2 separate regions of the Mus musculus genome follow, and region 2 is linked to region 1. Evidence: chromatin loops called from intact Hi-C (ENCODE). Cell type or tissue: left cerebral cortex. All regions are shown on one strand. Links, peaks and the distances in the headings refer to the core of each region. The heading gives the core; the rest is flanking DNA. Region 1 holds the start of Shank2 (SH3 and multiple ankyrin repeat domains 2). Region 2 overlaps Acte1 (actin, epsilon 1).

Region 1 (12,656 bases), core at 2,320-10,319:
CCTCACAATAAAAATCATACAAGGTATGTTAAAGAGGGATTCTTCATGCACCCCATGGTTTGTTTCGCAACCCAGGGACAGCCAGGCAGAACTGGCAAGTGGCACTAGAAGAGGATGCCTTGGGTGCATCCAGCCATGTGCCCTGACCCTCCTTAGCAGGTGCTCACAGCCTCCAGGTGACTGGAAGACAGAAAACCAAAACTTCTTTTATTTTCCCCAAGACCTAGTTTCCCAATGTGTCCCTTGGCATAAGCTCTCTGGATGAGATGTTCTGGAATGCAGTTCTGCCAGAGGCTGGTAGCTCAGGAACACACTAAAATACAAAGGCACCTTCATCTGTGTTAATCTTCCAGACTTGACTAGAGCCAAACCATACCACAAAGCTGGGGCAATTATTCCTTGAGCGATGAACCGTAACCAGCAATTTGAGGAGGCACCCGAGTCCCCTCTCCCCCGAGGAGCAGCCCACGGCTGCTCACCAGGCACCCCACGCTTCCTACAGCTTTCTCCTTACCTTCCTTCTTGGTGAAGGCATTTAACAAAGACTTCATTTTCCCTGTGACTTTGGCAGCGGTCCGCTCATTATATAACCCTCTCGGCGGGCAGGAAGGCTAGGCGCGCAGCCCGGCCCCTCGGAGCTGGCGCGGCTGGGACCCGGCGAGCAGTGGCGGGCGTCTGGGCGCGCTGCAGCCCCGAGCATCGCTGGGCATGCCAGACCCAGCGTGCTGGTGACAAAGCCCACCCCATATTCTGTCTGTCAGCTGGGAAGCAACTGTGCGCAGACTGAGGCTGCTCTCAGAACCGGCTACCTCTGGCGGTGATCCTCATGTGAGCAGTGCCACGCTGCCGAGAGAGCAAGCAGGGCATCGGAGAGGCAGCACCACGCAGGGTTAACATGGAGCAGGCGATTGCGCGCGAGCTGTCGGCCAGGAGACACCGGGAGGCATTTGTGAGCCGGAGCCCCAGTTATCCAAGGAAACCCGGCTGCTGCTGGGCGCTCCGTGCGCCTGTGGCTAAATATAAAGTACTGTGCTTTTTCTATTTTTTTTTTTTTTTTTTACATTTTTTTTTAAAAGAAGAAGCCAAGTCTATTTGTCAGCTAGCAGATGTGGTAAGAAAGTCAAGGGAGAAATATCCACGCTTCAGACAAGTCACCAGAAGATCCCTGACACCCCGGTAGGCATGCCAGGATTCAGGAATTCTGACAGTGACCTATTTCCCTTTGGAAGCATCAGACACAAGTGGCATCACTTCTCTGGCCCTCCCCATCTTGATAATGACCCTGGGAAAGCAGGACTCCGCCCCCTGCCGCTTACATTCGCTTTGTGTAAGGAATGGGAAATAATAACTGTCAAAGTAGTCAGAGGTAAAGCACCCCAAAACAGGGCAGCCGGCAAAAATGGGCCCTTCAGAGCTGTTTCCCCACGTGTCTCTGGCATTCACACCCCCAACAGAAGTCAAGCAAGGGAAGCTCTCTCCAAACATCACCTTGAGAAAAGTTCTGTCTGTATAGCAAACAAAGAGAGTGCAGAGTGTGGGTGGGGGTGCTTGCTCACTGCTGTGCCCTGCAGTGGTGGTGGTGGGGGCACACAAGGAATGATTCCCACACCAGGGTGAAGATGCTATCAAAGGAGGAGGGAGTGCAAGGGTCAGGCTCGGCACTGGGCATCTACCACTGGGGCAGCAATTAAGAGTGTGCTTTGCTTCTGTGGTTGCCAAGAGAACAGCTTCCCAAACCCGGGGAGGGGGCGGGGGAGGGGGGAGAAAAGGAAAAGGAAGAGACAGGAAAAAGCAACTGGAACACTGAATTCAATCCCATATGGTCGACACAGTTTATGTCAACAAAAATGGCGGTGTAAGGAAGAGGAGGCTGGCATGCCTGAGCAGTGGCACCTTCCTTCCTCAGCACACTTGGGATCCCAGGCACGCTCAGAATGGTCGCTGCTGTGCCAGGCGTTGTCTGGGAAGGAAAAGGCTGTGCCTGAATCACTATGTGTGTCTGTGTGTGAGCTTCGTGTCGGCTGAGCATTTAAACATCATCTCCATTGGGCCCACACGGTTCGTCAGCAATGTCAAAACCGCCCGTGTGACATCCTCCCCTGTAGTATCACAGCCGGTGGCATCAAAACGGCTGGCTTAGAGATGGAGTGGCTGTCTAACACTCGCTGCCGCGCCATGCATGTGGCCTCTGTGGTCCTTTGGACATTGTAGGCAAGGTTGAGCAGCTTTCGGGAGACCCTTTGACTGTGGCATCATCCATGAGCATCCATCTTCCAGGGATGAGCTAGAGATACCTTTCCTGGGTAGGCGTCAACACGGAGGTTTCTAGATCATCATGAAGCACTTGGCTGGAGGCCATATTGGGATGGTGTCACCAGTGTCCACAAATACAGGAAGCCCCACTCCAGAGGCCAGGGACCCCCGCCAGTCAGACCCACAACCACATGGGCTTCGGGGGACTTGCCAGAGTTCTGGGGACTCTCTGAGACACCAGTGCCGCTCAGTGCTTGCTCCATCTGTTGGGGATCAATATCTTCCAGAAAGCACAAAGCTGCACCCAAGCCTAGTTTCCCTGCCACCCACTGCTTTGGCATCTCTTTGGCCACTGTGTGGTGCAGAGAATGTGTGCCCACAACTGGGTGGTAAAGCTAGAAGCCAGGCTTTGTGCCACAGTCACCCTTCCCACCAGAAGATCCTACATCTGACACTGACCTTCGGTGGAGGTTGTGGGAGGAGACCTCTTCCCAGGAGGGCAGTGTGACACCCCATACCTTTTCTAAATGAAGGAAATGACAGAACCTTCTTTTCCACACTGGGTCTCTGACCTAAGATATGTCAAAAGAGTGAGGATCAAGCAGGTCCCTGTCCCATCTTCCCTAGAGCAGAAATCCAAACTCCCAAACTCCAGCAAGGCAGCAGCGTCACACGTTCCAGATACAAAGCCCCCAGCTGCCACCATAACCAGCCATATATTAGGTAGCTGCTCCTTCGGATGCATTTGCTCACAAGTAGAAATTGCTGTGGAAGTGTACAGAGCCTTGAGCTCTCCAATGAGAAGAGCTGAGAATATCCCCAAGCAGAATCATGTCTCCACCCAGTTCCCGTAGTGCCAACTAGACCCAACCCCGAATCCAATGTCCCATCAGGCCTTGGAGAGTGAGCTGTGCTGGCTGGGTAGGGTGGGGTAGGGTGGGAGAGCAACAGGTATGGGGCACAGGTGGCATGTCTAGGTAGGCTATAGATACAAGATGATGTGACAAAGGACTCCACAGTATAATCCCATACCTGAGGACACTCTCTTCAGACACCATTTGTTTGTTTGTTTGTTTGTTTTTTGTTTTTTTTAACATGTGTACAATGTATTTTGGTCATATTCATCCCAATGGCCCCTCCACCTCCTCTTAGGTACATCCAATTTCAGGTCCTGCTTTCTCTTGCTAAAGCTCACTGAGTCTAGTCAGTGTTGCCTGTGTGTGCAGGGGTATGGAGCCATCCACTGGAACATGGGCTAGTTACCAGTGACTGCTCCCTCCTCCAGCAGTCAGCCACTGACAATAGACCTTCAGCTGGAAGGTGGTGCTCATGAGCTCCTTGCCATCCATACTGGGATTCTGGTTGGCTTGGCCTTGTAGAGGAGGTCTTATACAAGGCAACCACAGCGCTGTGAGTTCATGGGAACAACAGCCATGTCATGTCCCCAAGATGGCATTTCACAAGGCTCCACATATCCTCCAGCTTCGCATTCTTTCCTCTCTTCCTTCTGTGCTGTTCCCTGAGCCTTGGTGGTCAGGGAGTGCAGAGGGGTTATTACAGAGGTCCCACGCAGGGCTGGATTGCTACAGAGGTCCAACACAGGGTTGGATTGTTCATTACAGTCCCTTAATTCTCAGAACTGACCAGTTATGAGTTTGCCTTTGCCACTGTTCACTGCTAAATGAAGCTTCTTTGACAAGGCTGAGAGCAGCTCAGCTTGGAGCTGGGGTGACCCTGTGGAGTGGCTGTGGCAAGCAGGACTGTGGGCAGGTGGGCTAGAGACTGTGTGAGCATCTATTGTGATCTGGACAGTCAGAATCCTGTATAGTCAGCCTGGGATAGGCTCTGCTATGGAGAGGTGGAGGTGCCTTATGCTATACCCTGAGCATTCCTGCTGGGGGAATGGGCTGCTTCTGATACATCCCCGCAAACATGCTGTCCTTGAACACTCCCAGCAACAAAGGGGTCTCTACCTGCAAGCAGTGATTCTTGTTGTCAAGGGCGGGTCATGGCACCCTACCCCAAGGAGATGTTAGCGCTGTACCCTACCCCACACCAATGACTCTCTCTTCCTGGCTTCAGAAAACAAACACAGGGGTGTTTATTTTATCTCTCATCTTATGTTACATACAGCATACATGGCTGGCAGAACATCAGTTGTGTGTGAACAACGGTCCCATGCAAGAAGCTGACTTTTGGCTTACACTGCTGTGGTTCTATGCTCACGGGTCTGTCAACAGACATTGGCCCGACTTCTCCTCGCCTAGCACAGAACTGTCTACGTCATCCCCTGAGGTCTTCCACCCAGTGACCGTGGGGACCCAGGTCCCTACTACCAACTCAGGCTTCTCTGGATGGTGTTGACTGAGGCTGACAGCAAGCCCGCAGATCCCTGGGAAACACTGGTAGCATCTCTAAGGACACCAGAAACTATAGAGCAGGGATTAAAAATTAAAATTAAGGAAGAGATAAAATCCAAAAGCTGTTTCTCTTCAAGACTGCTAGAGATCCTTTATTCACAGTGCTTTCTCATGAGAGGGTTTGAGACTTCTGGAATGTTCTGGGAGCATCCCCATCCTGGGTTCCCTGAGAGTACCCACAGAACACTCTAGAGATTTGCAGAGGTGTGTAAGGTACTTGGGTCCTGGAGGTGCTGGGGTGCCCTGCCCTGACATTATGGGGGTGAAGCTGCCATGGTCCAAAAGCCAACACCACCAATTTCCTCATTTCCTTTTTCTCTTTTGCTTTGAGAGAGAGGGTCTCACTATGAAGCTAAGCCTGGCCCGGAACTTGCCATCCTCCTGCCTCAGCCTCCTGGGTGATCACTCCCATATCCACAAGCTTTCCCCCCCACCAACCTGATTTCATTCTGGATGACAGGCCATGGGCAGTATATGATGTACAGACTGCAAAGAGCTCCAGTCTAGACATGTAACCATGGACCCCCAGCACTGCAGGGAGGTGAACTCCATCAGCATCTGGGACCACTCAATGCCCATGCATGCTCGGAAAAAAATCAGATCATGCCCCCGGGATCAGTTGCCAGAAGGAGAGTGACCCCCGAAATGAGCCCCACACCACCATTTTCTCTCCACTCCACAACCGGCATGACCAACAGCCTGTGTCCCTACACCCACCCTGGCCATGGGACTTCCTCTCAGAGCTCACTAAGCCCTTCATTTCCATGTCTTTTGACAGCTGCCTGACAACAGGCTGAAAATAATTTTACTTCTTGTACAAAAAGAGGCTCTCTATGCATCAGAACATTCTGAGGCTCTCAAGTCCTGGCAGGGAGGACGTGGCAGGTGCTCCCAGCACGTGGTGAGACTCGGAAGTGCTTGCTGCTGATGACAAGCGTGTCTCCCCTTGCTGTGCTTTCAGTGTTGGAGGGTGTGCGTGCGGGAGCTGGACAGTGTGGGCTGAGGCACTGTCCTCTGTAGCCATGGGCTAGCGGTTCGGGCAGCCCCTTTTTCCTTCGGGAAACCCCCACCAGCAGAAGTGGGGTGCCTGGCAATTCCCAGTACTGGCTGTGGGGTTACCTGAGTTCATGTGTTCAGGGTATAACAAAGTGTTCCCACACACAGCACTCTGGAGAAGAACTACCCAGTGGGGAATGAGGCTCTGTAACTCTAGAAAAGCTACCCCTTCTCTGTGTACTTCTGTTTCTGTAGAAAAGGATGTCCCTGGAGCTGCCTCATGAGAGGTGGCAAGAGTTCAAGTGTTTCTATTTGCAACAGTACTGTCAGCACTGGCTGAGTAATACGTGCCATTAGAACATGTGTGATGGAATCCGGGGACACGGCTCAGTTCACACAGTGTTTGCTTAGCATGCACAAAGCCCCTAGGTTCAATCCCCAGCACAGCATAAGCCAGGCACACGTGATGTAATTTACACCTGCAATCCCACCCAGCACTCAGGAGATGAAAGCAGGTAGATCACGATTTTAAGATCCTCAACTACACAGCAAGTCTGAGGCCAGACTGGGCCACAGAACACCTTGCTTCACAACTACAGCAAGAAGATCCCAACCACACCAAACTACAAGTCATCAGGTGGAAAGGTGGTGGACAATCCCTTCCCCTACATAGACCCTCCCTAGCATGTCCAGATGCCTCTGTCATCTTTCAGGGTGTTACCTCCTCTAAGACACCTCCCTGGCTGACCTTGTCATTGGAGACACTGTTCATCAAGATTCCTAGTGCAGCAGACAGTCCTTTGGGCTTTTCCTGGATATGCCAGTCTTTCCTCTTTCCCCTGAAAACTGGGAGCTGGAAATTCCCAACATGCTGGAAACTAAATGAACAAGTAAAAGAATCCAGTCCTCACCCGTTGGGTTCCAGGCGCAGCAGGCTGGTCTGTCTCCAGTCCTATTTAAGTGACATGAGGCAACAGGCAGCCCATTGCCCAGCCCCACCCCTACCCAGGGCTGTTCCACTCCAATCAAGGGCTTATAGGGGTACCACACCACACCAAGCAGTTGTCTAGGGACCTGGTAAGGCCTGTACAAGAGGGCTCTGACAGGATTGTCATTTGAACAGGAGCACCAGAACTCAGTTCCCAGAATCCTTTTGGTGTCTTCAGCATTCCCTGCAGCCTTATTTTGCTGGGTGAAAGCTAAAGCCTGTCCTTAGCTTCTAACATTGCTTGAACTCACCCATCTGATTTGCACAGCGAAGGGCATTTTGATACAAGGGAGTACCTTGTGAGGCGGCAGCAAAAAGAGAAGCAAAACTGCATATGTAAATGGCAGGTAGCAGTTTAACTAGGCACTCACCTAGGCCAGGATGGTGCTCCCTCCATCACTGTATATTTGGGAGTTCACATTAGACTCCTGCAGGAGCCTCTCCTAGAGAAGAGACCTGCCTCAGCCAGCACAAGGCTATGTTCTGAGGATTCGCTGAGAATGGGTACTGAGGGCATGCTAGGTATGTGCATGAAGTCACATGCTTCCCTTCAGCTGTGGCTAGATACCTCAAGGCACAAAGCCACCCCCCCTCCCCACCCCATGTGGTACCACCACAGTGGAAGAGAAGAAAATGGGAGATTCTAGAAGCAGCTAGTCCAACTTCCCAGGCTTTGTGGCATAGCACACCTTGATGCCTTGAGGCAATCCTTATTTTCTCACCTTAGCCTCCTGAGCTTCTGCTCCACTGGCCCTTATATCAGTGGAGGAGGACAGGGGAGAGAGAGACAGGGCTGCTGAGGCAGGGGAGTACCTGAGCCGCTTTCAACACTGGCTCAGTGGCTGCTCTGTCCCCTGGCCTAACAGAGGTCCATGGGGAGCTGAGAGGAGAAAGAGAGGCTCCAGAGGTTTTCAGTGGCTCACCTGACCCTAACTCCAACAAATGTCAGAAAGGAAATGGACCAGGTGTAGGGCCCCTGGCCAGTGGTATCTGACTGGAGCAGGGAGGCAGAGACAGAGGCGGGTGCAACTGGGCAGGTAGAGAGAGACAAGAGCTCTATTCCTGGAGCCCATTCCCACCAAACTCAAACCAGCAGACCTCACTTCCTTCCCTAGTAGCTTCAGATAACTGCAATTTAAATATTAGTAGGCAAAGTATCTCCATCTCACAGTAATTGGTGAATGAGTCATTACCCATATAAATAAGGCCAGATATTAAAAGGCGTCTCGGCAGTAACATGGGGTTAGCTTTGCACAAAGATGTGGGTGTCGTCTGCATCTGCGGCGTCTGCACCATTCCTGGCAGGAGCCACTGAGGGGCTCAACTTTTGGAAGTTGTATGGTACCCAGGGTGAGTGGCACTGCCGAGGATCAGGCTTCAGCACTGGCCTGAGCCTGGCTGGACTGGACTGGTGCTGAGGGGCTGGGTAAGAACTGGGTAAGAGCCTCTTGTAAGTAACCTTGGATACCTGTCCAGGACCGTAGCCAGTGCGGGGTTTCTGGAGGCCTGAGAGAGGTAAGAGAGACTGGAATATATTCTGGAAAGATCTTAAGTGTCAAATGCTGTCTCACCAGCCAGGCCCACCTTGCCCTGCCTGCTCAGGACTGCCTGCTCTATACTCGGACCCTAAGGCTGTTATAACCCATGTCCTGATCCCATTCTGGCTCAAACATCACCTCTATTTCCCCTTAGACTCAGCCAGCACCCTTGTATCAGAACTGGTCTTTTCCCACATAAGCCTGTCTCTGAGCTCTGGAAACTTCTGGTGGACAGAAGGGCATGGATCAGGTTCTTGGCTTCTACCTGGACCTGAAGACCCCACCTGTCTGGCTCTCCCAAGAGAGCCCTAGAGTCCTACCTTCCTACAGGAACCCTTCCCCCAAGATGGAAGGACATGCGAAGGTCCCCTGTAGACTTCAGAGAGACAAAGATAGCCGTCTACAGGGAGTAAGCCAATTACCAGCAGTGCTGATTAGCAGAGTACAGTCCTCGGCCTGGGAGCCAAGTCCGTGCAGCACCCCCTCCCTCCCCAGCCTCCAGGCCTGTTGGGTCCTTTGGTCCAGCTCCTAGGAATTCATGAAATTTGAGCCTGGAGCTTGCAGATGGGCATCCTGGGTCAGTGAGTGGCCCAAGGTGGGATTCCAAGATACAGCTTCCTCATCTAAAGAGAAACAAGCCCTAGCCTGCCTCAAAAGTTCCTTGAGCATCCTGAGGAAGGGCTTTAAGACCCAGAGAGACTGAACTCACTCTCAGCCTCTCTGGAGATGGGAGCATGTGCTAAGCCCTACCCCACAAAGTATGTAGCTCAGCATCTTCCTATCACAAGCATGTGGCATGGGCTGCCTGCCTCCACCCTCTTTAGCTGGAAGCCTTATGAGGTAACCCAGAGACTCAGACAGAATGGCCAACATATAACAAGGCCTGCATCCTGCCTTGGCTGCATGCATGGTAGAGAGCTGATCCTCACATGGCCTGGCTGCTTCTCCATAGTGGATACACATGCCCAGCTCTCAGCTATTAAGGAGAATCAACTCCTCCCAGCCACCATTGCTTTGGCTGGACTCTCTGGGAGCTCTAGGGAGGACTCTGCTTTTAGAGTTGTCCTGACCTACACAGCCACTGCTTCCTCCGCATAGCACCTCACCACACCCTGGAGGATAAAGGTGGACTGCAGGAGCCAGGGCCATGATGAGGGACCACAGTGACTGTATGGCCACCATGACTTCATATACAGAAGCTGAGACCAGAAAGCACAACCATGGCAACCAGGACCCCATACTGAAGGCCAGCATTCCCCAGTGTGTGTACTTGTGTTCCTGGTGCTTCATGTGATGGTATGTGTAGACAGGGATATTGGCAAAGATTAGGGCTAGGTGGTGAGCCTGTGAAGGAAGGGGCTCATGATTCATGGTCTTCTAAAACAAGACACAGGAGAGGTTCTCTCATGGGAGTAACACAGATGAGATACTCCAGAAATGGTCTTGTCCTTGCCGTTCATTATTTGTCCTCATTGCATATATCAGAAACTGAAGTCGTATTATTTAAGAATTCATACTATGTTTCTTCCTGAACAAAATATCTGTCTTAGTCACTACTTCACTACAGTAAGGAGCCCAGCTCCCTTCAAAGATGCCTTCAAATGGTTCTCTCCCTGCTTCACCCTGGGTGTTATTCATTATATAAGACAACTGTTTCTAGAATTCCTCACACCATGAATACTCCTTCCTGCACCTTCTGGGAGGTCTGTGGCAGAAGACGGAGTCACAGTCATTCTCGCTTTGGCAAACCCACTCCCTGGCATAGCAAGAGCTTAACAATGAGTGTAGGGGCCTAACAAAAGCAATACAAGGGAGGAAAGGCCTATCTGGGCTCCCTGGGTTATGGTGCAGTCCATCATGGCGGGAAAGGCTTGGCAGCAGGAGCATGAAGCAGTCACTCACTTCCCATCCACAATCAGGAAGCAGAGAGAGAGGAATGCTGGTACTCAGTTTACTTTCTCCTTTTCATTCACTTCTGGACCACAGCCACATTGAGAGTGGGTCTTCACTCCTCAGTTAAACCTCTCTGAAAAAAACTTCCCAGACACATATGGGGATGTCTCCTAGATGGTTCTATTCATGCTGATTATCAAGATTCATGCCCACATATGGCAAAATGTTCTCCTTTGTGTATCTGTTGTTGTCCAATTCAGACACTGCACAACTGTATCTGTTATCTGATGAGTGTTGAGTTTTCTAGCAGTAAATAAAATCACTGGCAGAACATGAACATGAAGCCAGTTACAGGGTTCTTTTAGAGGGATTGCTACTGCTTTGGTTTTAGAATGAGGTCTGACTCTAATCTCCCTTCCAGAGATCCCATAGACAGGCCAAGGTGCTTGCTAAGTTCCACCAAGGTGGGACTTATGTCTCCACCGTTGCCTCTGCAGATGGAAACTCCTGACATCTCCCCTGGACTCTCCAAGTTTAAGTTACTGTTTTCCATTGGACCCTTCAGTTCTTCCCTTGCACATATATGGTAGCTCAGGAGCCTGTCAGGGATTTGAGGAAGATTTGGGTGAAGATTTTATAGGTGTTACTTTTTGTAAGAACTTCCCTCTCTCTTTTAGCCATCTAGACAACTCTGACCCCAATGTCTAAATGGAATCTTCTAGCCAGTGATATCCCACTATCTGTGAGGGCTTTTCCTGGGGCTTCCCTTTCCTCAGGGCCCTTTCCTTTTCTATCTGCTTTGGGCCACTCAGGAGTGGCTTTTATACATACTTCCTCACTGTTCCTAGTGGGACAGTTATCTGACACAAGCAACTTGGTCTCCAACCACAGATGCAGGAGGGGAAACAGCCTTCCCAGGACCTCTGCTCTTGTCATGAGTTGGGATTTTATTGCAATAAACAAATCCAACTCTTTCCTATACAAGGGCCCTGGGAGACCAGAGGTGAAGGCTAATGGAAAGAAGAGTTCGTCGTTTACTATGTCTGTCAATCAAAGCCAATAAAGTAGGGCAGGGAGTATAGCTCAGCTGGTAAAGTGCTTGCCTAGCATGCACAAAGCCCTGGGTTCCATGCCCAGTACAGTATAAGCCAGGTGTAGTGGCATGTGCCCGTAATCTCAGCACTTGGGAGATAGAAGCAGGAAGATCACGAGTTCGAGGTCATAACCGGCTATATAGAGAGTTTGAGGCTAGCCTTGGATAAATGAGTCTGAGACAAAGAGATACCCAAAACATGAAATGCTCTTGAGGTTGCTGGTTCGGGAACTCAAATCAACTTTTTCCTCACTGGATCCAAGTGCCCAGTTTTATTTTGGGAACTAAAGAGCCGCCGTGACTGATTTAACCTTAAAGCAAATCAATTCCAGGGCTGTACTCATGGTCTGGTTACTATTAGATGCAACTGGGATCAGGAAAGCCCTGAAGCCCAGAGAGAAACAGGGAATACTGGAAGGACTGATGAGCAGTGTATACAGCCAGGGACTGAAGACAAGGAGGGCGCATGCCCACATGCTCATGGAAGGACCCAAACTGGGTGGTGTTGTGAGCCCTTGCCATGAACTGGGGATGGATTTTATTATTAAAATGCTGGCCCCAATTTCCCTGCCACGGCTTCCCACAACAGAGTTGGACTCACTTGTATTAAAATGGTATGTTAAGCCAAGAAATGTCCCAACCATTGAGTAGAGAGACTGTTAGGTAGACTCCTTATGGTTCCCAGGCAAGTTGACAGACATTTGTGTGTGCTCCTGATAGATCCACTGCTTTGTGGAAGCCCTGGCTCAAACAAGGGCTTATATTTCTTAGAAGAGCCCCAGAGATGGTCTGGAGGCTCAAGACCAAGACAGTTACTGAGGAGGTCTTGCAGGATACCTATCTAGGTTTTGTGTGTCAAGGATTACCTATGTTCTTGAACCAAGTTATTTATTCCCTGTGAGTCTCTGCATCTTCATGGGTAAATGAGACTCGAGTGACATGCTCTGTAAAGTCCTGGTTTTAAGAAGCATGGAGAACTGGGCACAGCAGTGGGTTTGCAGAGCTGTGTCAGGAGCTTGCTCACATTCCTTGGTGGGCGATGGGCACCTCTTCCCAACCAGCTAATAGAATCCTAAGGTTGCAGAGCAGATAACTTGAGTTTTTATAGAATCTGGCTCCTCCATTCAGCTAGGTGAAGGAGCTAAGCCATTCTTAACACTGAAGGAGACACTGCTGGGCTGGGAGGCCTAGGAGAGAGGCAGCCAGCAAGATCCAACAGTCAGGACAGGGTGTCTTCCACATGATGCTACTGGAAGTTCTCCCTTCAGCCACAAACAGTCCTCACCAGCCCTCTAAGAAGAGTCCAGGAGGAAGGCCTCCAGCCAGACAGAAGCATCGCACAGGCAGTTGTTACAAGGAAGATGTGTGCTATCCAGGGACACGCTGCAAACAGTCTAGGAGGGTGTGCCACATGGAGCATCTTTAGAGGCTGTCCTGGACTCACTGGTGCACTGCCACTGAATCTAGACCAGGTC
Region 2 (12,656 bases), core at 1,666-9,665, 270 kb after region 1:
CCCTCAAGGCCCCATCACAGCTGTGGGAGCCAGCTCTACAGACTATGCTGGACTTTCTCCTGAGGGGAACAGCTGGACATCCTGGCCTAGCTGGCAGCTTTGAAGCTTCCCCATGGACAGAGAGGGACAGATGGTGGACCTCCGCTCATCCCTCTCCCAGCTCCCAAAGGCACTTAGCTGTGCAGAGGCACATGGATGCAGATGGCCATGGCAGGAGGCTCTCTGCCTGCCTCTGCAGCCCAAGTGGCTGCACAGTCCTGGGGACCTTGAGCCCAAACTCATAGAGGATCAGGGTATCTGAAAGGTTTGTCCCCACTTCCTGCATTGTAGACTCTTGAGTGGACTTCTGTTGAGTTCTGGCTCTGAGTGGGAGTGGGTGGGGGTTGGGAGAGTGCACTGCAACCCATGGGCTTTAGCATGAGCTGGGCCACAGTTGGGTGGGAGCAAGCAGCCCTGTGGAGTCTCTAAGCCTGAGCCAGACTCCTCTAATAGCAGTAAGATATCACAAGCCAATTCTGGTGTGGCCCTTATTCTCAGTGGGATAATCTCACCACCCCCCACTCACCAGTGAGGCCACAAGGTGAAGTTTGGCTCAGGGCCACACATGAACCATCACAGCCTGGCTCCACTAGAGCAACCTGCCCTGGGTGCCCTGGCTATAGTACCTGGATGTTTGCCTGAAAGTCTTCTGCAGAGAGGGGATGCTCAGGTTTGGGGTCTAGAAAAAGCTGTTACATGGGACCTCAGGTGTCTGTGTCAGTTTGTCTTGGAACTGTGATCAGCAATGCTGGGTCCCAGTGGGTCCTTGTCCTAGTTTGGCATCTGTTGTTGTGATAAAACATCAATATCAAAAGAAACTTTGGGAGGAAAGGGTCTGTTTGGCTTATAGGTTATGGTCCATCATCAAGGGAAGTCAAGGCAGGAACCTGGAAGCAGGAACTGAAACAGAGGCCATGGAAGAATGCTGCTTACTGACTTGATCCAAGGCTCACATTGAACCAGCTTTCTCATATAGCCCAGACCCACCACCAAACCAAGTATGACACCACTCACAATGGGCTGGGCTTTTCCACACCAGCAATAATTTAAAAAAAAGTTCCAGACATTCCCATAAGCCAATCTGATGGAGGTAATTCCTCAATTGAAGTTCCTGCTTCTCAGTGGGCCAAGTTGATAACCAAGTGTAACTACCATAGTTGCCATCCTCAGATCTGCACTCATAGATATCCTCACTCCAGCAAAGGGGCTCTCAACTGACCCTTACCACTGTGAGCAAAGATATTACACAAAAACAGCACCTGTGCTGTGAAGGTGGTACCTGCGCATCTCCTGCCCGCCCCTTCCCCCATCAAATACAATGGCTGACATCTGGACATGGTTGTTGGTGGTTAAATGTCACAGGGATGTTACTGACAGCAGGATACAGGCTTTGAAGTCAAGCCTGTTACCCTCACTTGTGCAGAGAGGCCCAGGGATCAAGCAAGGCTAATGTCCACTTAGGTCCCTGAAACAGCCACCCTGGCAGCCTTCCACTGTCTCTCACTGGTGTCATCTGGTGTGTGTGTGTGTGTGTGTGTGTGTGTGTGTGAGAGAGAGAGAGAGAGAGAGAGAGAGAGAGAGAGAGAGAGATATTCACATAAGAAAGTGGCTGAGGAAGGCACTTGACACCAACACTAGCCTACACACACACTCATTCATGCATATGCACATGTACACATATGTATGTGTGTACACAAAGCATTTCAAGACAAGGGGATAGAGAGATGGCTCAGGGCTTAAAAGCACCAGCTGCTCTTCCAGAGGACCCAGGTTCATTACCCAGCATGGTAGCTCACAACCACCTGTATCTCCAGTTGCAGGGATCTGTCATATTGTTTTCTGGCCTCAATGGACACTGCACCTATATAGTGTATAAATATACATCCAAATAAACACTCTGCCAAGGATTTCCCAGCATCCAGTTCCCAGAGGAAGACAGTGAAAGGAGGGTATGGGGTCGATTGCATGGCCAAAATCCATTTGGCAATTTAACTCTTTCTTTAACTCATTGCTAGTTTGTGGCCAAAAGCTGCTGGCTTTTGGAAATTTAACTCCTGCTTATAGCAGGAGGAAATTAAGGAAAAGGCTTACTTACCTGGGATCTTTTCTTTCTGGTTCAAGGATCCCTGGGCTAGCCAGGCAAGAGAGTCAGAGTTTGTTAACTCTTCCTGAGCCAGAGAGGAAATAAAAAGGAAAACAAGATGAAGGTTAGGCACACAGCCACACGTACTCTCTCTGGCTGGGCCTGACCACCTGTTTCATCAATTTTTACAATGCTCATGCATATTTATATACATATATCTACATATATAGAGACAGACAGACATATACTTATTCATTTGTGGATGGAGCAAAGCCCCGAAAGCCACACTTTATTTATTCTTTCTGAGTTCTTATACCTTCTTAGACAAAGGTTCTTTATAAATTACCTCACAGATAAAATGTTACACGTTTTATACAAGGGGAGTTACAGAAGGATGTTGATATTAAAAGCAGTGTTTCATTCTGTAAGCTCATAAGTTCAAAGCAATGATGTCACATAGCCTTGCTCTATCATAGTGGACACCTGTGGCTTTATCCTTGGACCTAACCTACAATGAGCGTTTTTCCTTTCACAATTTTCACAAGTGTAATTCTCTTCTTAGTGCAATTCATGAAACCTCATTGTATTCCTTATTATGCAGCCTTTACTTACTATTCTGTGAGGAGGGGGAGCATTCTTTTCTTGACTCTAACTTTATTACATCTTTGTGGCAAAACAACTAAAACCATCTCCTAAAACTTTCTTCTTAAATTTATTTGAATCAAATCAGGAATGCTATAATTAATTCATCTAAACAGCATTAATTCATGAATGTTCATCTTCATGTTGATTTGTAGGGAATTTACCCAATAGGGTGGGCTGATACCCAGGAATCACTGGGCTATGTAATAATGACAGGAAAAGCATATCAGCAGTGAGGATCAATCCTGGGACCAAGTCTCCGGGGCTGTGCCTCTCCAGAGTGCACCCATTGCAGCCATGCCAAACTGTGGGCCATCTCCAGGAGACACATTTGCTTGCCATAGCCTTTCCTAGATGGCTTCTGTCAACATAAATAAATAAATATTTGAAAAAAGAATATCTGGATGAGTCATAGTGAAGTCAAGTAAATGAATTTATTGTCTAGACAGATATACAGGGAAAGGATGGATAGCGCACACACCCTCATGGGTACAGGCTTCTTAAGAGAACCCTGCTTAGGTTTTAAAAGGCTATGTGCTTCTGAATCTTTCTGAGTCATATCTCTCTAAGAATACAATTTATGAGGTTTAAAGACTTAATATTTAACTAAAAAGTTTAAGTTAAGTAAATATATATGCACTGCCTTTCTTATTTTTCTTAAAGATCCATACATGAGATTGTAAGCATCAAACTCAAGGGCAGAAGTGTTCTGGTTGGAGGTAAGCATGGTTCATCTGTTGTTTTGAGCATCCTTGTCTGCTGGCTTTAGGAAAATGCACATTATTCTGCAGGCAGTTTTGACTTGATCAGCTGAGTTCTTGTGTCATGATGCTCAGTCAGCAGGAAAGGTGGACCAAGATGAGGGGCTTCCTCCTTCCTGCATCTCCACTTCTACCCTGCATCAGCTCGAGGAAAGCAGCTAGCCACCCAGACACCTGCGTGGCAGGTGATGGAACCTGCTGCAGGGTTAAAGACAGGACCATGTGGGAGGTCTCCCTGGTCAGAGTCCCTGGGGTCCATAGCTGTCCTGTGACTTTTCACTAAGTATGCATTTATTTCACAAGCCTCTGCTGAGATAAGCTGCTGTCTTCAGAGGAGGGCCAAGGCACCGTCTGCTATGGGTGTCAAGTTGCTGAATTTAACTGTGCTCTTCGAATGTTTATCTGACCCAAAGAGTTCGAGGGCACCGGATGGCCCAGACATCCCCTTGCTGGCACTATACTCATGGATCTTGCCTGTTCTCCTGCCTTACCCTTGTGGATCCTACCCTCCATCTTGCCCCAACCTACCTCCAAGCTGTCGGTGGTATGAAGGCTGTTGAAAGTACAGAGTGCTAATTAATATTGTCAAATTAAGAAGATTCAGAACACCATAAAGACAAACCTCCAGGGATGTCTGTAAAGGATTTTCTAGATTAGGCTAATTATATGGGAAGACCCACACTGAATGTGAGCGGCTGGTGTCCTAGACTGAATAGAAAGGAGAAAATTGGGGCTGGAATGACTGTAACCTAAAACTGCACGCCAGACCAACACTTCCTTCTCTAAGTTGTATTTTGTCAGGGTGGTATCTCTCAACAGCAGGAACTAGACTACCCAGGGCTCCACAACAGTGTTGGAGGAGTAAACTGGGTCCTGGAATGGAATGGGCTTCAGGTCTAGTCCTCAGCTTCCAACACAGCACCCTTCTTGGAGGCTCTGACCTTGGATATTTGTCAAGGACAGGCTCTCTCCCACCCCTGATCCCTCTTCTAATGCCAAACATAAGCTGTGCTCTCCTTACCTCCCTCCACCCCTCATCCCCTACTCTACCCCCACCCCGTTCAAGGCAGGCTGACCAACCCAGAGGCATGGACAGGCAAGCTGAGAGGTGATCCCTGGTATCTCTGTTATCCCCACCAAGAAGCCTTTGAAACCGCCAGCCTTCTAGTCATGACAGGATGGGATCTGGCAACCAGTGTTAGGATGACATCTACTGGTCAGCTCTAAAATTCAGGGATTCCAGCCCAAATTGGAAACCTGGATTCATTAATCTAGGTTTCTCAAAGGACAGAGTCTCTGGGGACTAAGCTCTTAGTTCCTGGTTCCTCCCCTGAATGATGGCCTGGGCCAGGATGTTTCTACAAGCCCATGGGAGATCTGATGCTGCAGGTCTGAGAGCCACAGTGGCACAGAACCCATTGCTGCAGATATGCAAGTATTTATGGGGAAAACAGCACCACCTGGCTCAGAACACTCAGAGTTCAGCAAGGGAGCACACAGACAGGGTCCTGCTGCTGGGATGTGCCTCTGAGACATGGGGTCCAGTGGGAAGGTCTGCTGGTATGTGGTGCCGGTGACTTTCCCCCGGGGGTGACATCATGGCTATGTCAGACTGAGGCTATGTTTCCACCTGAGGTTTTTGGAGTTTTGGTCTTAAGCACCATAAAAAGAAGCGTGGAGCCCAACCATGGACTCTGGGGATCTGGAGCCGGGCAGAACCACTGTGGGGTGGGTGGGACCTCTCAACGGTGGTGCTGCAGTCCCCTCGTGGTTTACAGACATGGCTTATGAAGGAACCAACAGCAAGTGGCTTCCCAACGTGTACTATCAAGGTTAAAGGGACCTCAGTGAAGGTCAAAAGGGTGTATGGTTATGGGACCCCTGCCTATCAAGGTTAAGGAGTACCTAGATGTCAAGGTTAAAGGGCATCTGATGAACCAACATTGCTAGTCAGTAGGTAGCTGCTTTGTTCATTTATTGTTCAGTTCAGGAGTACCTTCAATCAGACGGCACAGACAGAATGGTGGCCACCATCTCTTCACACATGTCTGATTCTCCAAGTCGTCAGACTGGCTGGCTTCGGAGTCTGCCTCAGAAGGTCCAGTAGTCTCCGACGGCATCACCTACTGTCGAGGAGCTGCAGTGGTGCCAAGCCTCTACCTGGGCTTCATGACACAGCACTGGGGCCTTAGACAGACTCAGTTATGCACTGAGTCACCAGCACCTAATTTAGAGATGTTCCCTGTCACAGTAACCACCTTGTGCTCCCTGCTGTCAGATCCCACAGTGCATCACTTCACTGTAAGAGTCTCAGGGACCTGGAGAGTGAAAATGGAACAGTTTATTATTTTAACCTTGCAGAGTTGGGTGTCAGCTTAGAGAAAAGGCAAAAGCGGCTGGCACATTGCTGCTGGCACAAAATGCATGCTTTTAAATTCCTAATTGCACTTCTCTGCTCCCTAAATCTCTCATTGGCTGAGTTCTTCATAGAGGCATGATCTTCCCCATATCTAGTGCTGCCCCCTTCCCCGGAGTCCTACCCTGTTAGCTCAGGACTCAAGATTCCTTCCTTTTTGATCTGTGGACTCAGTCACCTAGCAGACAGCCTGTGACTTTTCAAACCTAGGATGAACTGAGAGCCTAGGCAAGCAGCTGCCAGCTAGGGTAGACAGGGCCTAGTGCCTGTTGACTATCTGTGAGCTCTAAACACACCTCAGATGGAAAGTGCACCGGAATGATTCATTCCTTAAGGCCCAGGCTTGTCTCCCTTACTATGTGTCAGTCTACATTTTCTGTTTTCAGTCACCAGTGTTCCCACTCACTTATTTGCAGATTTCAAGTCCCTGTGTGGACCTTTACATCGGCCTTTACAGCCTTGATCCTGTCTCCCTTGGCTGTAGTTTCTGCACCTATAGTCAGACCTGATGAAATTGACCTCACAGCAACCCCAGGAAGACCACATTCCCTGAAAGGTGGAGACCCCTCCCAGCCCCTGTGCCACACAACTCCCCTCCTTCCTGTAGAAGTGTGGCTTTGTGTGACTTGTGTCTATTAACTGTGATAAACACCCCCGTGTCTCCTCATTGACAGTGAAACCCAGCAGATGACTCCTAAGTTCAGTCACTGGTGTTAGGATATCTTAGGATGCTATGAAGAGACACCATGATCAAGACAACTCTTATAAAGGCAAACATTCAGTTGGGGCTGGCTTACAATTTCAAAGGTTTATCCATTATCATCATGGTAGGAAGCATGGCAGCATCCAGGCAGACATAGTGCTGGAGAAGGAGCTGAGAGTTCTACATCTTGATCCAAAGGCAGTCAGGAGGAAGGTACAATTAATACTGGGCAGAGCCTGAGCATAGGAGGAGACATCAAAGACCACTCCAACAGTGACACACTTCCTCCAATAAGGCCACACCTACTACAACAGGGCCACACCTTCTAATATTGCCACTCTCCATGGGCCAATCATTCAAGAACATGAATCTATGGGGGCCAGACTTATTCAAACTGCTATAGAAACCAAGTCCCCATATCTATATATTAATGCTATTTGGAGGCTTTGGAAGGAAACTGGGGTTAAATGAAGTTGTAAGGGTGGGCCCCTTGATGGCGTTTGCGGCATTATAATAAGAGAACTCCCCCCACCCCCCCCCCCACACACACACGTAACAGCCTAACAGGAAGCCATCAAGGAGAACTCTTAAAAATTGTGATGTGGATGCTGAAATGTAGCTCTTCAGTTGACGGCTTCTGGCAGGGGTGCAGGTAGAGAACTCAGTTGTCTTTAAGGGGCTGACCACTGGGAGTTTGACCATGCACTGGAGCACATTTTTCCCTTTTTTCTTTCTTTCTTCTTTTTTTGCGGGGTAGGGAAGTCACAAAGGTGGGAGGAGGTTAGACATGAGAAGAATGGGAAGTGAGTGTGATCAAAGTGCATGATGTGAAACTCCCAAATAATCAATAAAAATATTATGTTGGAGGAAAAAATAAAATGGCTCCTAATAACAACAACAACAAAAGACAAGAGAAGAAAAAGGAGGAAGAAGACTCAACTTTACTGTTACTGTCTCACTGTTACTGTCTCAGCACACAATGCTTTGTACCATATTCTAATAAGGCAACATCACCTTCACAGAGGCCAGTGTCATGTTCCTGAGTCTGTGAGCTAAATAAACCTTTGTTCTTTATAAGTTACCAAGTATCAGGTATTTTGTTACAGCAACAAAAATGGTTCTAAGAAACTCATAATGAGTGACAAAATTACACATGAAGATGGCTTTACCAGAAGGTCCCAAGTGAGGGTGGTGACCCTTAATTCAGGGTGCAGGCAGCAGGGTGATGGCAAACCACACTTTGTGGCACTGGAAACTGGGGGTGCTTGTTATGCAGCACTGTTGACTTATCCTGACCAATACACCAGAAGAATAAGTGCCTGCTGCACTGGCATGCTACAGGAGCCACCCAGACACCAGGCAGAGTCAGCCCTTGTTACACACTTTTACTGTCCTTCAGGAGAAAGGAGGCCTTGCTCTGAGCTTGTTTTGATTATGCCCTGCTCAGTATGGCTAAGGCCCAGCCTAGGCATGATGATGTTGGCTCAGGTGATGGAACCCAAAATCCACCAGTCAGAAGCATCTTCTAAATATGACAGAAGGGCCAATTTCCAAATACTCATGGTTTGTGATCCACATGTCCTTGAACAGAGGGAGGGAAGACAAGATGGAGGCACCTATCCAGGCACTATACTTGGCATATGGAGAGGCAGTTACCTAGAGGGAGGAGAAGACCCACATCAAAAAAAAAAAAAATCACCCTGGACTAACTAGAAAGCTATCCAGGAAACACACCTGCCTGAGTTTGACAATTTTAGTCCATCCCTAGGACCCACATAATAGAAAATTAACTTTTTAAATTAAGAGTTATGGGAGCCTTGGTGGTAAATGCCTGTGATTCTAATACTCAGGAGGCAGAGGCAGGAGGATCTAGAACAGGCTGATCAACACAGCAAGTTCCAGAACAGCCAGGGATACATAGTGAGATCTGTTTCAGAAGAAGACTAAAGAAATAGGCTCAGGCAAGAGGACCTGAGTTTAGATCTTTAGAACCTATGTATGAAGCTAGACATGCCAACCATGTCCACATGCATACACACATGTTCATGTAAAATACAAAAAGGAGCCTATATGCTTGTCTTGACCCCCATAGCTCATCATCCTTGATGCCATGATGCCACCTTCTGATCAGATTCAGTACCCCAGCTCTGCCACTGCCCACCCTGCAGGCTGCAGCCCCTTCCCATCTGCCACTCCTCCCACACCAGATTAGTTTGTTGTTCTCTCTCTCTCTCTCTCTCTCTCTCTCTCTCTCTCTCTCTCTCTCTTTCTCTCATGTAAATGCCAGGGGCTTCTGTCACTTTTGCTGATTGGTGCAATTCCTAGACCTTAGCCAATCTAGAACTACTCATGGATCAACCCCTGAAGGCCTCCGGTGAGGTTTGGGCCAATACCTTCACACAGAAGTCTGGAGAGACCACCTTTGCCATCTCTTTCTGCATCCGGAATCGTAGGCCAGTACAGGCACTGGTGCCACCAGTCAGTACGATATAATTGAATAGAGTCCTCTGGTGGGATTTCTCACAGGACATGATGCTCTCCAGGGTGAGCATGTGGATCCCTGGGTTGGCTCTCTCTGGGGGAAATGCACAAGAAGGCTTTGGGATCAGAGGCTTCCCCATTTTTAGTATTTCAGGGAGGGATACCTTCCAGATTCTGAATAGACCCAAGGCCACCAGGAATCTTGAGGTTCGGTGGACTTCAAGTGGGTCACAAGCTTGGCCTACCAGCACTATCACTGACAAGAGTTGACCCCCGGTGGTTCAAACAAGGTTGGTGCCACATGTTTTGTGAGTGTTTTTAGGGCAATGTCCCCACTCAGCCTTGGAAAGTGCCACTAGGTAACTGTTTTCACTTGTCACATGTTCCATAAGCAAGCAACAGACACCAGCCTTGAACGATATGCATATCATGTAGCTATAGCTCATGTTCCTTGGGGCAGTGCATGCCAATCAGCACCCCTCACTCCTTGCACAGGGTGATCATGTGAAGGCTGAAGAACTAATACAATGGAGTGCCTCAGGTGTGCCTGGCAGAGGGCTCGGCTGACATCAGGAACCTGAGGCTTCATTCCTCTCTGGGATCCACCTGGCCTCTGGGGAGTACTTTAATGACTTCTCCACAGTGGCATGTATTATATTTTTAAAAACTGTGTGGTCTACCATGCTTACAATCCCACATCTTGAGAAACTGAGGCAGACAGGTTACCACAAGTTTAAGTTAAGCCTAGACTATATAATGATTTCAAGACTAGCCTGGGCTACAGAGCAAACACCAAAAGCAGAGAAAAGACTTCACGCTTTGTACTATATAGCACAGAATAGAGAGCTAAGCCCCGTTAGCCACAGAGTATGTCCACATTTGACACAAATGACTTGAAGACTTAGATCATAGGGAACAGTGGTTTTCTGTGACCTTCCTTTTCCATGGGGATTTCACAGTCCATTGCTTTCTTTTTATTGAAACAGTGGCTCACTGTGTAGCCCAGGCTGACTATGAACTCATGGTCATCCTCCTGCTTCTGCATCCCAATGTGCACCACTGTCTGGCTGGGCTATATCACTCACTGTTCCAGAGAGAGGGTGACTCTGAGAGCTAATACTGTCTGCATGAAAGATCTAGAATCATGGAGACAAGCATCTAGGCACGTCTGAGTTTCTATATTGGGTTAATTAAAGAGGAAAGACCCACCCTGAATGTGGGTGACACCATGAACTGTGATCCTGGACACGGTATAACAGAGAATGGGAGCCAAGCACCAGCATCCATTCCTCTTCCCACCTGTGGATGCAGTGTGGCCAGCCACCTCACATTCCTGATAGGAAATAACCTTGAACTATCAGTCAAACTTCTTTTCTTAAGTTGCCTTTGCCAGGCAATTTTTTTCCCACAGCAATGAGAAGACCAATTAACACCAATCCAAGCCAACAGTCATTAAAAACCTTCAGGAACAGGGCAGTGGTAGCACATGCCTTTAACCCCAGCACTCAGGAGGCAGAGGCCTGTGGATCTCTGAATCTGAGGCCAGTCTGGCTGGGTGTGGTGGTGCACGCCTTTAATCCCAGCACTCGGGAGGCAGAGGCGGGCTGATTTCTGAGTTCGAGGCCAGCCTGGCCTACAAAGTGAGTTCCAGGACAGCCAGGGCTATATAGAGAAACCCTGTCTCAAAAAAAAAAAAAAAAAAAAAAGAGGCCAGTCTGGTCTAAAGAGTGAGTTGCAGGATGCCAGGGCTACACAAAGAAACCCTGTCTCAAAAAAAAAAAAAAAAACCACAAAATAATAATGATGATAATAATGTTAATAATAATAGTATAAAAATCCACTGGCCATTCAGATGCTTAAAGTTCTCACAAATGTCTGTGCCTTGTAATTCTGCCTTAACTGGCTTCATTCTTCCATTTTAAAGTCTCCTGAACTGGCAGAGTTATAAATAGCATGCTATGGAAGCAAGTGCTGGGGTTGCCCTTCATCCCATCTGCAGTTGGACTAAGACTTCTGGGGAGGAATTGAGGGGTCAGCAAAGTAACAGGAGTGAGTGGGAGACAGCACCATGGAGACTTTAGAGCAGGAGAATCCTAGAGCAGAATGCCCCGCCACCACACTACCACACCCTCCTTCTGACAGCATTCTATGCCAAGGGTCTATTGGACCACTGCCCCCTGAGACGACTCACCCAGGAGGCTGGTGTCGAAGAGCACCTCTGAGCACATGAAAGCCTCTTGCCCTAGGTTGATTTCCTTGCCATCTGGCAGTGTGAATTTCTTCTGGAAGGATGGTGCTGAAGTTTTTGACATCTCCATGTTGTAGTCCAGTGCCACATAGCTGTATTTGTCTTTCAGGTCTCGGATGTACTCGAGGTCAGCTGTAGGGCAAGACCAAGAAGCAAGGGCATGTAGGGTGCTACTTGTGGGAGTAGGCATATGGGAGATGGCCCACTCTTAGGCAACCACCATGTCCATGTAACCCCTTCAGCAGGGTCTTGGCCAGGCTATGGGCCAGGCTTTAGAAGGACAGAAAGCATGGGGAAGTAACCTCTTCTGCACAAGAGGCACAGAGCTGGATCTCTTCAGCATACCCTAAGATGTAACCCTGCTGTGTATGGTGTTTGTGGGGCCAAGAAAATGCGATTCATGTTCATTACCTGGGTATTCTGGAATGCCCCATGCCTGTGGGTTCTCAGGAGGAGTGACCACAGCTGGTGAGAACCCTTGTTTAGAAAACTCTGGCAAGTTATCATCCTTCCCTTCCTAGGTTTCTGACAACAGGTTTGAAAGCCAGATGTGGCTTTTGACCAGGCTTCCACATAGTATCTGTTGTCATGGAGCTTTGACTAAAAGGGACTTCCCTGATTCCCTATGCTGCTCACTTGCTGGCCCCACCTGCCCTGCAGACTGCCAGCTGCCACTTCCACTTGAAAACCACCATCCTCTGCCTCTTCCTCCTCTACTTCATCCTCCAACTCATCTCCTTCTTCAGCTCTCCTTTCTCTTCTAACTCTTCCTCCATCCTCTATCTTCTCCAACTCCTTCTCTAAGTCCTCCTCCAACTCTTCCTCCTCATTTCCTTCCTCCTATTTCTCCTCCCCCTTTTTCTTCTTCATCCTCTTCTTCTTGTTCTTCCTTCCCTTCCCCACACTCTCCTCTTCCTTTTACACCAATTGCCCACTCTCCCTCTCCTTCTCCTCCTCTCTTCCTCTTCTTCTGAAACAGGGTCTCATGGCCTCCAGCACACTTGTAGCTGAAGATGTCCTTGAATGCTAATCCTCCTGCCTCCACCTTCAAGTACCATGATTAGATCTATGTGCTGCTACTCCTGGCTTAACCCAACCTCCTTGCCTGTGTCTCTTCCATCCTCTTTCCAAATCCTGGAGGTTCCTCTGCACTGTCTGCTTCTCCCTTACTTGCCTTCCCTTCCCTGGCTACAGGGACTCTGTTGTATCCTAATGTTTCCTCCTTCACCTGGTTTTTGCCTCTTTTGGTATCTCTCTCTCTCTCTCTCTCTCTCTCTCTCTCT

Evidence for each region. A loop is a pair of places that touch in the nucleus more often than their neighbours do. Peaks named below come from ENCODE experiments on the same cell type or tissue, not always from the same donor. Only the 100,000 strongest peaks of a DNase experiment are listed, where the experiment ranks them.
Region 2: a loop joins it to region 1, with 2.1 times the contacts of the local background. A loop is called at or near these places in 3 of 42 quality-filtered maps.

Annotation. Positions count from the first base shown.
Region 1 is chr7:144,163,815-144,176,470 of GRCm38, reverse strand. It overlaps Shank2 (SH3 and multiple ankyrin repeat domains 2), which reads right to left and starts at 1,011. Exons shown (of 16, transcript NM_001113373.3): 1 at 515-1,011. The coding sequence starts at 551. In left cerebral cortex, for the core only: no CTCF peak of the experiment used is centred there; DNase peaks (open chromatin) are centred at 2,353, 5,523 and 5,931; H3K27ac peaks cover 81 bases.
Region 2 is chr7:143,892,869-143,905,524 of GRCm38, reverse strand. It overlaps Acte1 (actin, epsilon 1), which reads right to left. Exons shown (of 10, transcript NM_001369835.1): 8 at 11,317-11,505; 9 at 9,038-9,219; 10 at 8,013-8,300. The coding sequence ends at 8,157. Among named protein-coding and RNA genes, the nearest start is that of Acte1, 32 kb to the right of the region's middle. In left cerebral cortex, for the core only: a CTCF peak has its summit at 4,733 (motif pointing left); a DNase peak (open chromatin) is centred at 4,715.